Linked DNA regions of Homo sapiens: region 2 is linked to region 1. Evidence: chromatin loops called from intact Hi-C (ENCODE). Cell type or tissue: Calu3. All regions are shown on one strand.

Region 1 (8,000 bases):
TTTTCTGTGAATTTTATTAGTATGAACTCATTTCAACCTCCTAACAACCCTGTGGGGCAGGTCCTTTTCATACCCCCATTTGTGAGGACACAGTGGCCTTTCTAATATCACACACCAGCAAGTGTCAAAGCTTCAAACCCAGGCAGCCTGGTCACAGAGAGTCACATAACTGCTCTGCAAACCTGCCTCCCTCTGCTTCAGAGGGGCTCAGATTCGGGGTTTACCTCTCACTAGCTGGGCAAGCTTAGGCACTGGCCTTCTCAGAGCCTTGGTTTTCTCGCCGCAGAATGAGGGTAACTGCAGAGTTGTTGAGAAGCATTTGAAGCACCTGATTCTTGGTGCTCAATACAGGGAACGTGTGATAGTTACTGCCGACTTAGAGCAGAGCTTAGGCAGGCACTGCACCAGGATTTGACTATTGATGCATCTCCAAGCTGAGCCTCGGTAGGCCTGTGGTCCCATGCTAGAGAGCAGCTGCCAGTGCCTCCATCTGCTGCAAAGCTTGGCTGTGTGTGGATGGGTGGGACAAGTCACTCCAGAAGCTTCTCCCCTTAAGACATCCTGACATTAAGGGATCTTCTTCCTTTGCTCCTCTTTCTGTCCTCCCTGCCCCCCTTCCTCCCTCCCTTTCTTCCTTAAATGCCCAAAGTCAGTTGATACCTTTTCTTAAGTAACTCAATAAGCAATACAGGCAGTTTGCTCATGGTTGGCAGTGGGCAGGATTAAGGGAGGATTAGGGCCCTTTGTCAATGTCTCATCTCCTGTCTGCAGAGACAAGACCTGAAGGATTGCTAAAGAATGCCCTTGGTAACAACTGTTTCTCCAGGACCTTGTTTGGCTTCCCCCTGGCTGGGTGGAACCCGCTGTGTGCAGCCTTCGCAGGGAGGTGGGCCGAAGGCTGCCAACGTTGGAGCAGGTGAGCTATGGCATTTGCATTGGGCTGGGTCTCCATTCTTGGGCCAAATCAACTCACCTCTTGGGCGAGTTGCTTCAGACTTCAGAAACAAGCCACATCATGCCGAGAGGCTTTCCCCCCAGTTCCAGGGCCCAAGGGTGCAGGCACATAGCCAGCCCAGCCTTCTCTTCCCTGTGTGTTCCCTTCTCCCCTGGGTTTCTCCTCCCTTGTGAAGAAACAGCACACCTGCTTTTACACAAGGCCAGTCCTCCACGGGCGCCCTCATCCCACCCCTTTTGACCTTCTCAAGGACTACAAGTCTCTAATGATCCTCTCCCTCTCCTGACTCATCCATCTCTCCCTCTCCCTTGTGACTCAGCAGTGTACAGACCTGCTTCTAGATTAAAACAAAAACAGAAACCCCTCCGACCACCCCCTCCACCTTTTTTCCTGCTTTTCCTCAGAGACAAACTTCTCAGCACCCCCTGCCTCCTTTCCTCAATTCCCGTCCATTCTCCAGCCCACTTCCAGCTGGCTTTGGCACCCACTGTCCCTCCTCTCAGATTCACTCTTGTCAAGGTCACCAGGAATACCCGGTGCACAGTACAACAGGCACTTCCATGTCCTCGCGGGATGGGTCTTCCCAGCTGCACTTGACGCAGCTGACCCAGGGTGCTCCCCTGCTTCCCCTCCTGGGGCACGCTCATGGCTTTCCCGCCTCCTCCCTCTGACCCTCCTGCCTCCTCCCTCTGATCCTCCTGCCTCCTTCCTCGGACCCAGGGCGCTCTCCTCCCTCCTCTCCTGGAACACGCTCATGGCTTTCCCACCTCCTCCCTGGCCATCTCTTCTCAGTCTTCATTTCCAACTTTTCCTCTTTCTGTTCTCTGAATGTTGGCTTTCTGCATGGCTAAGCCCTGGGTCCCCCTCTAGCTAGACTCTCATGGGATGGTCTCATCCATGGCCAAGGTTTTTAACATAATCTAGAAGCTGAGACTCCCATATTGCATCTCTGGTCTTGCTGTCAACTCACATGTCCGTGGCCTGCTGGATACCCCTGTTCTGTCTCTTGGGCATTCCACACTTAGTGTTTCCTAAATCAGACTGTCCAGGGCCTTCCACATTGGTTTGCTCCCAGTCTCCCTTGGAGCCGGCACTGGTGCCACCCTTCCACCTGGTGCCTGGCTGCCAAGCTTGATTCCCTCCTCCTCCTCCCTAAACCCTCCCCTCCTCAGACCTCACTTTTTCCATCCTCACATTGCCACCCTAGGCCAGGCCACCATCAGCTCCTGCCTGGACACTGTGACAGCCTCCTAAGTGATCGACAGCCCCCATTTTTCACGCTGCTGCCATTGAGATCTTTCTAGAATAAAAATCAAATCAAGCCAGTCCCTTGCTTAAAACCATTTCACGCTCCCTATTGCTCTTCAGGTGAAGCTAACCTCCTTAACTTGGTTTACACAGCCCTTCCCAGCCAGCCCCTCCCTGCCTCTCCCACCTCCAGTGCCACCCCCAGACCTCAAGTGATCCACCCACCTCAGCCTCTCAAAGTGCTGGGTGGTGGCTCACACCTGGCGTCGTCCTCTTCCTCCCTTCCTCTTCCCCTGCCCCTTCCCCTTGCCCTCCTCCTCCTCCTACTCCTCCTTCTTCCTCCTCCTTCTTCTATGAGTGGTCAGTTATTCCAATGATAGATTACAGAATTGGCTTCTGCCTTTCAAAAATTAAATCATAACCCATCTCCTGAAGTTTGAACACAGCCTTGCCTAATTTTGTTTCATTTATGTTATTGTTATCACTACAGTTATTTGGGGTGGCCTGAGGACACGGCTGGAGCTGGAGTGTGGCTGTGACCTCCTCTTGACATCTTTCTGCACCACTATTAATGGTATCCCAAGTGCTGGGCACAGAGGAGGAGATAGATCAATATTTGATGAATAAATGGCTGGGCGTGGTGGCTCACGCCTGTAATCCCAGAACTTTGGGAGGCCTAGGCAGGTGAATCACCTGAGGTCAGGAGTTCAAGACCAGCCTGGCCAACATAGTGAAACCCCATCTCTACTAAAAATGCAAAAATTAGGCCAGGCGGGGTGGCTCACGCCTGTAATCCCAACACTTTAGGAGGCTGAGGTGGGCAGATCACCTGAGGTCAGGAGTTCGAGACCAGCCTGACTAACATGGAGAAATCCCATCTCCACTAAAAATACAAAATTAGCCAGGCGTAGTGGCACATGCCTGTAGTCCCAGCTACTCAGGAGGCTGAGGCAGGAAAATCGCTTGAACCTGGGAGGCGGAGGTTGCAGTAAGCCGAGATTGCGCCATTGCACTCCAGCCTGGGCAACAAGAGCAAAACTCCGTCTCAAAAAAAAAAAAAAAATTAGCTGGGCATGGTGGGGCATGCCTGTAGTCCCAGCTACTTGGGAGGCTGAGGCAGGAGAATTGCTTGGACCCAGGAGACGGAGGTTGCAGTGAGCCAAGATCACGCCATTGCACTCCAGCCTGGGCGACAAGAGCAAAACTCAGTCTCAAAAAAAAAAAAAAAGACTTTGATGAATAAATGAATGAACGAATGAAATCACTCTCAAACCAGAGCTTCAAGTTTCATGTTATTGGCCTGGAGCGGTTAATTTTATCAGCATACACAAGACTCTCAGTCTCCAAATCATGGAACTATAGGATGGCAGGATGGGAGAATCCCTGGACCACCCAGGGCCCAACCTCCAAATTTATCAGTTGAGCCAGCTGAGCCATTGCTCACCCACAGTTGTCCCGGAGCAGGCAGGCTGCCTGCAGGATGGAAGAACGTGGAGGAGGAAGGGTGTGCAGGGGCCAGGTCTTACCTGGATTTGTTGATTTTATTCTCAATATGATGAGAAGTCCCGAGAGACTTTAACATAATCCCTGATCTTATTTTATTTTATTTTATTTTATTTTAAAGATCATTGCAATCCCTGCAAAACCAGATTCAGGACTGGAGAGAGAAAATAAGGTATGGGCTGGGGAGTCAACACACATTTGTGCCTCTTTGATGGCAAGGCCTAGGAACACATGCCTGGGGTCAGCTTGCCATCATGTGGCCAAACCTAAGGACTGCACATCTCCCATCTTGCTTTCCCAGGGCTCCGTGTACTTGTGGAGACAGGATTTGGACCCAGGTCTCTCCTCCCACCAAAGTTCAGGGTCTATAGGCCTGAGTTCAAGTCCCGGTTCCTGCACTCCCAGCCATATGACCAAAGAGGATTCAGGTTCTGTATCCGACTCATGGGGACAGCAACACACTCATCTCTCACAGTGAAGACCCAGTAAGAAATGGCAGCTGTCAGCCAGGTGCAGTGGCTCACGCCTGTAATCCCAGCACTTTGGGAGGCCGAGGCAGGCGGATCACGAGGTCAGGAGATCGAGACCATCCTGGCTAACACGGTGAAACCCCGTCTCTACTAAAAATACAAAAAATTAGCCAGGCATGGTGGCGGGCACCTGTAATCCTAGCTACTTGGGAGGCTGAGGCAGGAAAATGGCATGAACCCAGGAGGTGGAGGTTGTAGTGAGCTGAGATCGCACCACTGCACTCCAGCCTGGCGACAGAGTGAGACTCTGTCTCAAAAAAATAATAAATAAAAGGCCAGGCGCAGTGGCTCAAGCCTGTAATTCCAGCATTTTGGGAGGCCGAGGCGGGCAGGTTGCCTGAGCTCAGGAGTTTGAGACCAGCCTGGGCAATATGGTGAAACCCCATCTCTAAAAAAAAAAAAAAAAAAATTAGCTGAGTGTGGCGGCGTGTGCCTGAAGTCCCAGCTACTCAAGAGGCTGAGGCAGGAGAATTGCTTGAACCCGGGAGGCAGAGATTGCAGTGAGCCGAGATCGCACCACTGCACTCCAGCCTGGGTGACAGAGTGAGACTCCGTTTCAAACAAACAAACAAACAAAAAAAATAGGGGCTGGGTACAGTGGCTCACACTTGTAATCCCAGCACTTTGGGAGAGGATTGCTTGAGGCCAGGAGTTTGAGACCAGTCTGGGCATCATGGTGAGACCTCCATTTCTATTAAAAAAAAAAAATTATAATAAGTAAATGTCTAACCACCTTATCTTAGGGAGGAAGAAACTGAGGCTCAGAGAAAAGCAGGTAGAAAGCAAGATTTCTCGGGCCAGGCACAGTGGCTCACACCTGTAATCCCAGCACTCTGGGAGGCCAAGGCAGGCGGATCACCGGTCGGGAGTTTGAGACCAGCCTGACCAACATGGAGAAGCCCCGTGTCTACTAAAAACACAAAATTAGCTGGGCATAGTGGTGCATGCCTGTAGTCCCAGCTACTTGGGAGGCTGTGGCAGGAGAATCACTTGAACCCGGGAGGCGGAGGTTGTGGTGAGCTGAGATTGTGCCATTGTACTCCAGCCTGGGCAACAACAGCGAAACCCCGTCTCAAAAAAATAATAATAATAAAAGAAAGAAAGCAAGAATTCTCAAGGCTCTGTTCAAAATGCAGGACTTCCACTCCCCAGGTCAGCAGTGAGCCCAAGGCTCTAGCTCCAGCGGAAGGCTGGACAGTGTTAGGGCCGGAGGTGCCAGGCAGGCACCCCAGAATGAGATGCAGAAACGGCCAGTGAGGACAGAAGCCATGGTGCTTTGGAAGCCCAGCTCCTTCTTCCTGCTGATGAACAGGCATCCAGAGAGCCTGTGAGCGGGGCTGTGTGCTCCAGGTCATGTCCCAGGTGTACAGAATTTCAGGAATTTAGTGGAGCTCTCGCCCAGCAATTTTTTGCTTTACAGGAGAGGAAGCTGAGATCCTGAAAGAGGTGGGGCCCGGCCCAGGGTCACTCAGCAATTTTCAGTAGCTGCTCCCTACTGGGGAACTGTGTGTCTGAGGTCGTGGCCATCTGTCCAAAGAGCTTCTTCTGACCAAAGTGCTCATTTTCATAGTGTGACCACAGAGGTATGTATTTTATAACCTTACCTCATTTCATCATCCCAGCAGCCTTGCAGGGAGGTTTATTTCCATTTTGCAAATGAGGACTCTGAGGCTCAGGGAGGTGACGTGACATGCGCAAGGCTGGGAGGGGTGGGTGAGGACTTGCCCTGTCTCCACTGGCCTCCAGACCCTGCGCTCACAGCTGGTCCCGTGTGGCATTACAAGAACATTTGAGCTTCTCAGGAGGGTTAATAAAGGGTGTAAGAAAGGACAGATCTTTAGGAGGGCCGTCTTCAGAGTTTACTTCTCTGTGTTCTAGAGAGAACCAACGACCCTCATGCATTGCTTTTTGGCAAGGGAAATGAAGGATTCAGGACAGTGGGCACTGGGCACCCACAGGGTTTATTCAAGCAGCCGAAGCTCCTGCTTCAGAACCTTGGCACGGTTAGGGCCCAAATAAGGGTCTTTTCCTTCTCACTTTGAACACAGCCTCGCCTAATTTTGTTTCATTTATATTATTGTTATCACTGCAGTTATTTGGGGTGGCCACCCCCATCCCACAGCTGCTCCCACCCTTCTCTGCTGTAGAAATGGAGGAGGGAAGGCCCAGTGGCTCCAGTGTGAGGGGAAGAGACCTGACTGCACCTGGGCTGTGTCTTCTCCGTCCACAGTACACCCGTGGGAAGAGGAGTCGGGGCATCCCTTGCTGGAAATACCCCAGCCCTGAAGGTTGCTGGCAAAACCACCATTTAATTCAGAACAAAAAGTCTGCTCCAGGAGCCCCTGAGAGCGTCAAAAAGAACAAGGTGGGTGGGTTGGGGGGAAACATCACTGAGAGGCTACCTAGGCCTGGATCCCCGGCAGATGCAGGTCCACAACCCGACGCCGACCACTGGCCGGCCCTCCCGAGTGTCTGACTGCGGGACTACCTGGCATCCACTCGAAGAGACCAGCCTGGGGCATCCCTCCCTGCGCCCCAACCCCTGTGGACACTCCCTCGGGAGCATTTCTAACTAGGCCTGGGTATGTGAAAAAAGAGGAATCCTTTCGCAGAAGGCAGGCTGGACCTGGGAAAACAGTTCTCCATGGATGGAGAAGTGAGGGGATAAAGGATGATGAACTTAGCTGTTTTCTTTCCTGTCCACATTGTTTCTAGGTTCTTTGGAACCAGGGGTCATCTTTTATCTCCCACAGTAACTCATGTCTGCCTTAGACTTATTTCCAACCCCTCAAGATCAGTTGAAGATCTTTGTAGGATCTACACATTCATACTTTACTTACTGACACCCCACAACCTGTAAACCATAACAAAATGCACCTGCTGCACACATCTGAAAGGTTTTCTTTTTTTTTGTTTTGTTTTGTTTGAGACAGAATCTTGCTCTATTGCCCAGGCTGGAGTGCAATGGCGTGATCTCAGCTCACTGCAACCTCTGCCTCCCGGGTTCAAGTGATTTTCCCCCCTCAGCCTCCCAAGTAGCTAGGATTACAGGCATGCACCACCATGCCCAGCTAATTTTTGTATTTTTAGTAGAGACAGGGTTTCACCATGTTGGCCGGGCTGGTGTCGAACTCCTGACCTCAGGTGATCTGCCCGCCTTGGCCTCCCAAAGTGCTTGGATTACAAGCGTGAGTACCATGCCCAGCCAACATTTTCTTTGCTATAAAATGTTTTAAAATGTATAACTGAGTTTTGCCAGCTGAATATAGTTCAATTTGTTCTTGTGATTCAAACTTTATTATGTTTTTATATAAAGCTATATCAAGAATCCAAAAACATTCTATACATTTGGAAGTTTAAAGACAAGCCTCTAAATAGGTCACAATCAAAGAGGAAATCACAATGTAAATGGGAAAATACCTAGAACTGAAGGACAATGAAAACCCTACCTAGTTAAATGCGTGGGAGGCAGGTAAGGTTGTACCTAAGAGAAAATATATGGCCTTAAATAAATGCACATATATAATCAGGAAGAAAGACCAAAAAATAATGAGTTAAAGTTTCAACTCAACAAATTAGAAAAGGACACCAGAGTAAATCCAAAGAAAATGAAAGAGAATGATAAAAATAATAGTAGAAATTAATTAGAATGCACTCAGAGTATCAACAAAACCAGAAGTTGGCTCTTTGAAAATGAAGACAAATAACTAAGACTAATAACTAAGACAAATAACTAAGATATTATTTATGAAAAAAAAGAAAAT
Region 2 (8,000 bases), 1.9 Mb before region 1:
ACTATTTTAAATAAACTGGCCAAGAAAGACCTTCCTGAGATCTGTAAAAAAATTAAAAAAAAAAAAAAAACACAAGAAGTGGGCTGGGAGAAGTTTTGAGGGGCTGGGCTTTTCAAGTAGAAGGAACAGTAAGAGCAAAGGTCCTAGGGCAGGAAGGCCAGGGTGGCTGTAGAGGAAGGGGCAGAAGTGGAAAGAGTCAGGTGCCAGCTGCTGTGAGGACCACAGGGATTTTCTTTTCCTGTGTTTGATGAGAAGCCACCGGAAGGCTTGAGGAGGAGAGAGTGGTGGCCTGATTTTAAAAGGATCCCTCTTTTGTGGAGAGGAACCCCTAGGGGAGAGGGTGGCAGCCTGGAGATCAGGGAGGAGGCAAGTCTGGTCTTCCAGGTGAGATGTGGTGGTTGCTTGGACATGATTTTCTTCTGCTCAGCCCGGCATCACAGTTCTGTCCCTCTCAAATGGAAAGCCACACCCTTTCCCAAGGGAGATGGCCATGTCCCTGATCCTGGCACTTGGCTCTGTTGACATGACAGAGGAATAAGGGCTAGGGTGGGAGTGGGTTTCCACATACCTCTGTCCTGGTTAAATTGTACAGTAGGGATGGCTCTCAGTCTGCAAGCTTGGACAGACCAGAAAGAGACATTTTTAACTTTCCTTCCAATTAAATGAAATTCCTGTCTAGGCCCCCATCCAGCTGGATGGCTAGATAAATGGATATCAGCTACCATCAGGGCTCCCACATCAGCTGGGTTGTGCAAAGGTCCTAGGGTCCTTTGCTAAAGCACTAAGAAGGGGCTGTTGGGTACCACTGAGATAACTTCTGCTTCATTTGATTGTCCTCTGTGGTCCAGCACCTTAGCCAACTCTTTTCAACTTTTAGGGCACAGAAAATTTCAGCAATACTGGAAGTCCCTGTTTGAGACAGAAGACATGGAGGTGACACCCATTATAAAAGGGGGTATCGTTTTAAGTCAAAGGGATTTAATCTCTAATTAGTACTAATACATTACTTCGATAATTTGATTAATTGATCTAAAAAATTAATCCCTAAGTCTGAAAAAATAATCTAAGTGGAATTGTGTTTCCTTTCATTCAATTAACATTCTGCTTCTATCCTTTTTGGAAAGAGAGCATATAAATAAATAAATACGTTCATCTTCATTAAACATTGAGCTCATGGTTCTCCAGTGCATAGTGAGCTGATGAAGACATTGATGTATACTGCAGCTGCACACACCTTCATAGAGAAGGCAAGCAGAAGCACAGCTCTGCTGCAGTGTCAGTAAGCACAGACAGGTGGGCAGCAACTGAAATTTGAGTAAGGATGTTTCTCTCACTGCTGCAGTCATAGCAAACTGGTATTGTCAGAATGACCTCAGGTGTGGGATACTAAGTTCTCTCTGTGAATTATGCAGGAATGAGTTGTCTCCTTTCCTTGTCTTCTCTAGTGTGAAATAATAAAAAAAAAAGATTCCTAGATTCATTTATTGAGAAATATTTATTGAAGTCTGCAAAGTACCAGGAATTTCCTATTCTTGTGGATATCTTCACTCCAGTGAGACAGATGATAAACAAATAATCAAATAGAAATAACTGATGGTTTTAAAATGAAACACGGAATGATTTTTAAAATAAGAAAAGAAATATCTGACAGTAATAAGTTTCATGAAAAAGTTATAGTCAAATGGTAGAACATGGAGGAGGAGTGTTTTTATGTGTTGGGGAAAGAGGGTGTCATATAAAATCTTTTTTCTTTGAGACAGGGTCTGGCTTTGTCACCCAGGCTGGAGTGCAGTGGCATGATCGTAGATCACTGCAGCCTTGACCTCCTGGGTTCAAGTAATCCTTCTGCCTGGACCTCCCAAAGTGTTGGGGTTACAGGCATGAGCCACCGCACCTAGCTCATGTGCAATCTTGAAGAACATTCCAAGCAGGAGCGATGGAAAAGTGCGATGTAGCTGCATCCTTGGAGTTTTAACAATAGCTAATTCTTACTGAGAATTAATTTATATAATACATAAATGAATAGACAAGATAAAAATGGTTGTGGCTCACACCTGCATTCCCAACACTTTGGGAAGCTGAGATGGGAGGATCACTTAAGCCAGGAGTTTGAAATCAGCCTGGGCAACAAAGCGAGACCCCATCTGTACAATCAATCCTCAATAATAATCAATAACAATCAATGAATAAATAAGAAAAAGAGTTTCCAGTGTCTGTTGCATAGGCAAAGCGAGGAAGGAGCAGAGGCCTGGGCTGGGCAGGGAAAGCATTTTGAACAAAACTCTTGTGGGAGGTATAGAGCTTCTTACTGCAAACCAGGGCTTGGGAATTCAAATGCTCACAGAGGCGTTAACACAAAGAAATAAAGTGCATTGTATGTGTGTGTATTATATGGATATGATTCCCAAGAAATAGGCTTTCTGCCATCATTTTTTTGAATATATGCTCTGTTTGGGCTATTACTATTTCCTACTTCCTTTTTCTTTTCTTTTCTTTTTTTTTGAGACAGAGTCGCCCAGGCTGGAGTGCAGTGGTGCCATCTTGGCTCACTGCAAGCTCCGCCTCCTGGGTTCACGCCATTCTCCTGCCTCAGCCTCCCGAGTAGCTGGGACTACAGGGGCCCGCCACCACGCCCAGCTAATTTTTTTTTTTTTTTTGTATTTTTAGTAGAGACGGGGTTTCACCATGTTAGCTAGGATGGTCTTGATCTCCTGACCTCGTGAACCGCCCGCCTCAGCCTCCCAAAGTGCTGGGATTACAGGCGTGAGCCACCGCGCCCGGCCACTATTTCCTACTTTCAGTAGAGACATAGATATAAAACATATTTCTCAAATGTAAGAAAAAGCTCAGAGCAACAACTGAAATTCAGACTCAGCATTAATGAGACAACAGAATATGCTGGGGACTGTGGAAAAATGGGAACAAGTCTGCTCCCTGTGGAGTCAGCTTTGGCAGGTATTAAGAGTTTTTAGAAATTATAGAAATCCTGAGGTGGGGTTGCCGGCACATGCCTATAATCCGAGCTACTTGGGAGGCTGAAGCAGGAGGATCACTTGAGCCCAGGAGTTCAAGATCAGCCTGAGCAACATAACAAGACCGTCTCTAAAAATTAAAAACAAAGAAAAGAAATTGTGATAATCCACATTTTTATGTGAAATCTGATTTTGAAACAATGGATATTGTTTTGTTTTTACAGTGTGCACGTCAAAACCACACCTATCTCCAGGCCGGATTGTCGCTGTGGCTTCTGGCTTGAGACCTTGGCATAGACATTTAAGAGCTCCAGGAGCTCATACCTTAGTTAAGGAGAAAATTCCAATAGCTCAGGAGCAATGAGCAGATTGTTTTTTAATCTCCCTTTGCCTATGCAACAGATACTGGGAAATCTTTTTCCTATTAATTATTATTGATCATTATCGATTGATTGATTATTGATTGTCCATCTTTTGGCATGCACGGAGTATTAGAACGTCACAGGAGGGAGAAAGCAAACAGATGTGGGGGTTTTGATGAACTCAAGAAGGTGGGTAGTGTACGAGCCATTAAATAATAGGTAAAATAGGAGTAAGTAGCAGCTAGAACAGGTGTTTCTGGAAGACCATATCTAGGAAAGACAAGCGTTGTAGTAGAACAAAGAGTTTGTAGGAGATTGATCTCCTGGGAACCAGATATATATAAGGGACTCTAAAAGGTCAGCGAGTAATTTGAAACCTGACCTCCTTCTATTGTCTGGAGTTCGTTCTCGCTGCCGGCAGCTAACCTCTGTGGTCAGGTTTGGGTTTAATTTTGTCTTTTGCGTTGTTTCAGAAATTGCTGGTGAAGACATTTCCCGCCAGGTGGCGATGTTCTCATTTGGAAAAAAAAAAGGCGCAAAAAAATGAGCAACTTTCTTTGTTTAATGATGCTGGCTGGATTGTCTGATCCCCGCCTAAGCCTAGGTTTATTAAAGCTAATAAAATAAAAACAGCTTACACACTTTTCCTTTCCTATTTATCTTATGGCACTTACTTCAGTTTGTGCCACGCCAAGCCCGTAATGTTTATGTCTGCTGCGGTTGCTAGGCAAACTGTATACAAGGAGAACATCTGTATTATTCTAAGGATTGTCTCTGGAAGCATCGCTGAAAAGAAGCATGAGTTAATAGGTGGTCAGAGAACTATGCTGAGAGTGAGGAGAAAAAAAATGAGCTTCCTCTTCCATATTCCAGCTTCTCAAGGCATATGGATTTCAACAGAAGACCTGCTGCAGAAAACCTGTTTATAACAAATAGAATATGGAACTATTTTAAACAGATAAGTTTTCAGAAGCTCAGCCCAAGAGCACCCAGCCAGAGGTGAATGGGCATTGGATTTGTCAGAGGCCAGTCAGCAGGGGACAAAAGCCAGAGCTGTGACCAGCTGTGGCCGCAGAAGGAGGGACAGTCAGCAGGCAGAGTTTAAAATTGTCATTTATTTCTTTGACCCCATGTAGATTTTTTTCCACTCCAAAAACACAGCATTGAATCCAGACAGTTCCTTAGGAGGGCATTGCCAGCCCTCACAGCAAGTAACAGTTCTAACGGTCCAAATTTCTTTGCAGAAATTATTTTCTTTTTGTTTTCTCCTTCCTTTTTTTTTTTTTTCTTCTTGCTTACACAGGCACTGGTCTGGCCCCTTCTGGAAGGAAGCTGGATAAGCCTGTCCCCTGTTTCCCCTGCAGCTTTTCTCTTGAGAAAGAGAAATAGGACTGTTCTGGGCACCATATGTTTTTTTCTCACCGTCATCCTTCTCAGCATGAAGGAAGAGGTTGGGCAGGAGCTGTGCAAAGAAGGAGAATAAGTTCAGGGGGCAGGGGAAAGGCACTTGAAAAGGCAAGAGATGGGTGCGGCTCTTCTGGAAAACAGGCAGATCTTTCTTCTGCCTCTTCAGCTCAGCTTGTCCCTGGCTGGCTCTGACTTTGTGCCCTCTTCTTTGACGTGGGAAGGATGATGGGCGCCAGCTCCTGTGCCGGGGGTGAGGAACTGCCTGAGAAGTGCTTGGTCTGAGGCCAGCAAGTGCAAAGTGTGCAGCAGGACTCGCTCCATCCCCTTTGATGTCAGGAATGAGTGTTAAAGTGATCTGCTTCGTGTATACCGCTCACATGTGCTGACCTGTGCTTCATTTCTCTCCTGCACAAGGCACTGGGGGGCTGAGATCCTCCTCCTAGCCCCAATTCTATTTTCTTCCTCCTACTTTTCACTGCTTTACCCAATTCTGGTTCTTATTTGTGTATATTCAGAACCTGCTTCTCTTCCCCCAGTGGGAATAAATACTGTGTTCTTCGTTTGTGGAGCATTTCTTGCCCTTCGCCATTGGCTCCTCACAGACCAGTGTCTCTCCATCTCTCTCCCTCTCTCCTCCACTGCTTTGCTATTGAATGGAAAGGTGATGCTAGGGACCAGCTATTTCCAAGCCTGCTGGAGCTCCCACTGGAAAAAAAAAATCCAGGCAAGCCTGCTTCTTGTCTGCATATCTGCACCAAAACCCCCTTCTTTGAGCAGACCTGGACCCTGCTGGGGTGGGGAGGGGTAGAAGAATGGGGAGAGCGAGCGAAAGATACAGACCAGGAGACCTGCCTCTAGCATCTGGCTGGAGAGAGGTGGCACCGTTCTTTGTCCCAGGGGGTTCTGCTGGGCAGTCACAGGGCGGGCCCAGGTGGCATGGGCATCCTCCACTCTGTCGCATTCTGCCCATAAGCTTCAACTATTGCCTCCTGACTGTAATTTTGATGTGCACCTTGCCCATAAGACTCCTTGTCTGCAATCAGCTGGTCAAGTTTATTGCTCAACTTGTGCCTCTGTGTTTGTTATTAGTGGGTCTAGCTTCTGGAGGTTTCAGCTGACCTTCCTAGCAAGAAATGCCAAGACTGAAAACCAGGGATGCATTCCCCAGTACAAAGGAGTGTGCAGCCAGCTAGCGGGGAGGCCCCACTGACCCCTGCTCACTGGGTACCACATACCTGCAGGTCTGAGGATCTCACTGGCCTGCTTGGTAATAATCTGGCATCTAGAACTTCCCAAACAGGCTGTACTGAAAGGGCTGTTTGCCAAAGCGGCTGGCTCTCTGAGCTGTCTGTTCTGGACTGCGATGTTACCCATGATTTTACTTTCAGGGCATGAGCTTGGGTTCAGCTACAAGGCTCAGGTGTGGTCTTTCCCTCTTGGCAGGGGGGATGGGTGAATTGCCATTTTCAAATCCCTGCCTGTGCCGAGCTTTGTGGTTGGCAGTAGTCTAGTCCAGTTGCACCAGGCTGAGCCTCATTCATTCAACAAACCTTGAGAGCCTCCCTGACACTCTTCTGGGCACTGTGGATTTAAGATAAGCAAGATAATGTTCCTGCTGCCATGGGCAATTTATTAGAATGGGAGTGGGTACAGGTAATAAATGGTACCTAAATAATGTGTCAGGTAGCAATAAGGCTAGGGGAAAAATGAAGTGAGGGAAAGGGGTGATCAGGGAAACCTGAGCAGAGAGCTGAGGGAGTGAGCCAAGTAGTTCTTAAGAGCTGGAACATTCCAGGCAGGGGGAGCAAAAAGTGCAAAGGTCCCGAGGTAGGTTTAGGAGGAATGCGTTAGAGCAACAGCAAAGAATCCAGTGCAGCTGTGATGAAGGTAGCAAGGAGAAACTGCTAGAAAAGGATGCTGGTGAAATGAAGGTAGGAACAAGGAAGCTATATAGGGCTTTGCAAACCCTGGTAGGGCTTTTGTGTCTTGTTTGGAGTGCAATATGAGGTTTCTGGAGGGTTTTGAGAAGAGGTATGATCTAGTACTTTGGCATTTTCAAAGGCTCATTTATTTTTCTCATTTTTTCTAATGGAGAACATGGTGTGTGAGTGTGTGTGTGTGTGCATGCAAGCACACGCATGTGAAGTTATGTGTATATATCTAGGTATGCATATATATTCATATATACATACAGTTAGGTGTATGTTATACATATCATTTGAAAATAATTGGAGTCAGTGTCTATAAGCCCCCTTTTCATTAAAGCTTTGCTACACACAGATCCCTATTCCTCAATTTATTTATCTATGAAAGTAGTAAACTCATTGTGGAAGAAAAAATGGGAGCCCAGAAACCCTTTGAGGCTCTGACACACCCCATAGGCTCCCTTGTATGTCTTAGCAGTGTGGTAACTTACACTCTCCCTTTCCTAGGCAGGAGGTAATAGCAGAGATGCTTGAGATGGTAGGGGGAAGGCTGGAGAGGGAACAGATCACCTGAGCAAGGCAAAATGACTTTTCAGATGTCCTGATAAATGTATTGCTCCATAAGAACACATGGGAAGGGCTGGTGTTCATCATTACACACCATGCTCGTTTCTCCACAAATGTAAAATGACTCAGGAGAGAGCCTTCTGGTGTTAATGAAGGACTACGTGTATTTTTAGAAGCATGGAGAATTAAAGAGGAGATTCACAATAAGATCGCAGGATGTTTTAGATAGAAAGTGTGTGTGTGTGTGTGTGTGTGTGCATGCGTGCATGTGTGGACATGTTTTTAAGATGGAGATTTCTGCAAAAATAGCTCTTATTGAAAACAGATTTTCAGATTCTATTTTAACTAATCTTTTTTTTTTAAGTTTCTGTGGAGCATAGTTTGTCCACATCAGGGAAATGCTCAGGTATTTTTGGCCAAAAATTTTAAAAGTTGGCTGCAAATCTATTTGTTCTACCGTAAGTATCCTCTTAATCGACCATCTATTAAAAGTTGACCGTAACTTACTGGTGAAACTGGACTCATCTGAAAGTATTTTTATAGATGCAGGGAGGAGTTTTATGAGCTTTTCTTTGAAATCTTTTAGTTAGGGGATAAACCCAAGGCTTCTCCAATCAAGTTCACCTGGATTCAAATGTTTTATAAATCAAAGTTGCATAACAGGACACTTCTGATTTCCTCTTAATGTGATTTGAATCAGCAATGTATGGAACATCAATCAAACAGTCTCTGTCAGGAACCTATGCAAAATCCCATCATTTTAGCTA

Evidence for each region. A loop is a pair of places that touch in the nucleus more often than their neighbours do. Peaks named below come from ENCODE experiments on the same cell type or tissue, not always from the same donor. Only the 100,000 strongest peaks of a DNase experiment are listed, where the experiment ranks them.
Region 2: it touches region 1 in a loop (9-fold over the local background); 3 of 110 quality-filtered maps call a loop at or near these places.

The regions. Positions count from the first base shown.
Region 1 is chr20:56,573,735-56,581,734 of GRCh38, forward strand. It overlaps LINC01716 (long intergenic non-protein coding RNA 1716), which reads left to right and starts at 3,829. Exons shown (of 6, transcript NR_136537.1): 1 at 3,829-3,878; 2 at 4,008-4,216; 3 at 5,657-5,819; 4 at 6,467-6,601. In Calu3, a CTCF peak has its summit at 3,967 (motif pointing left); a DNase peak (open chromatin) is centred at 3,957.
Region 2 is chr20:54,677,195-54,685,194 of GRCh38, forward strand. No RefSeq gene overlaps it. Among named protein-coding and RNA genes, the nearest start is that of DOK5, 210 kb to the left of the region's middle. In Calu3, a CTCF peak has its summit at 3,848 (motif pointing right); a DNase peak (open chromatin) is centred at 3,827.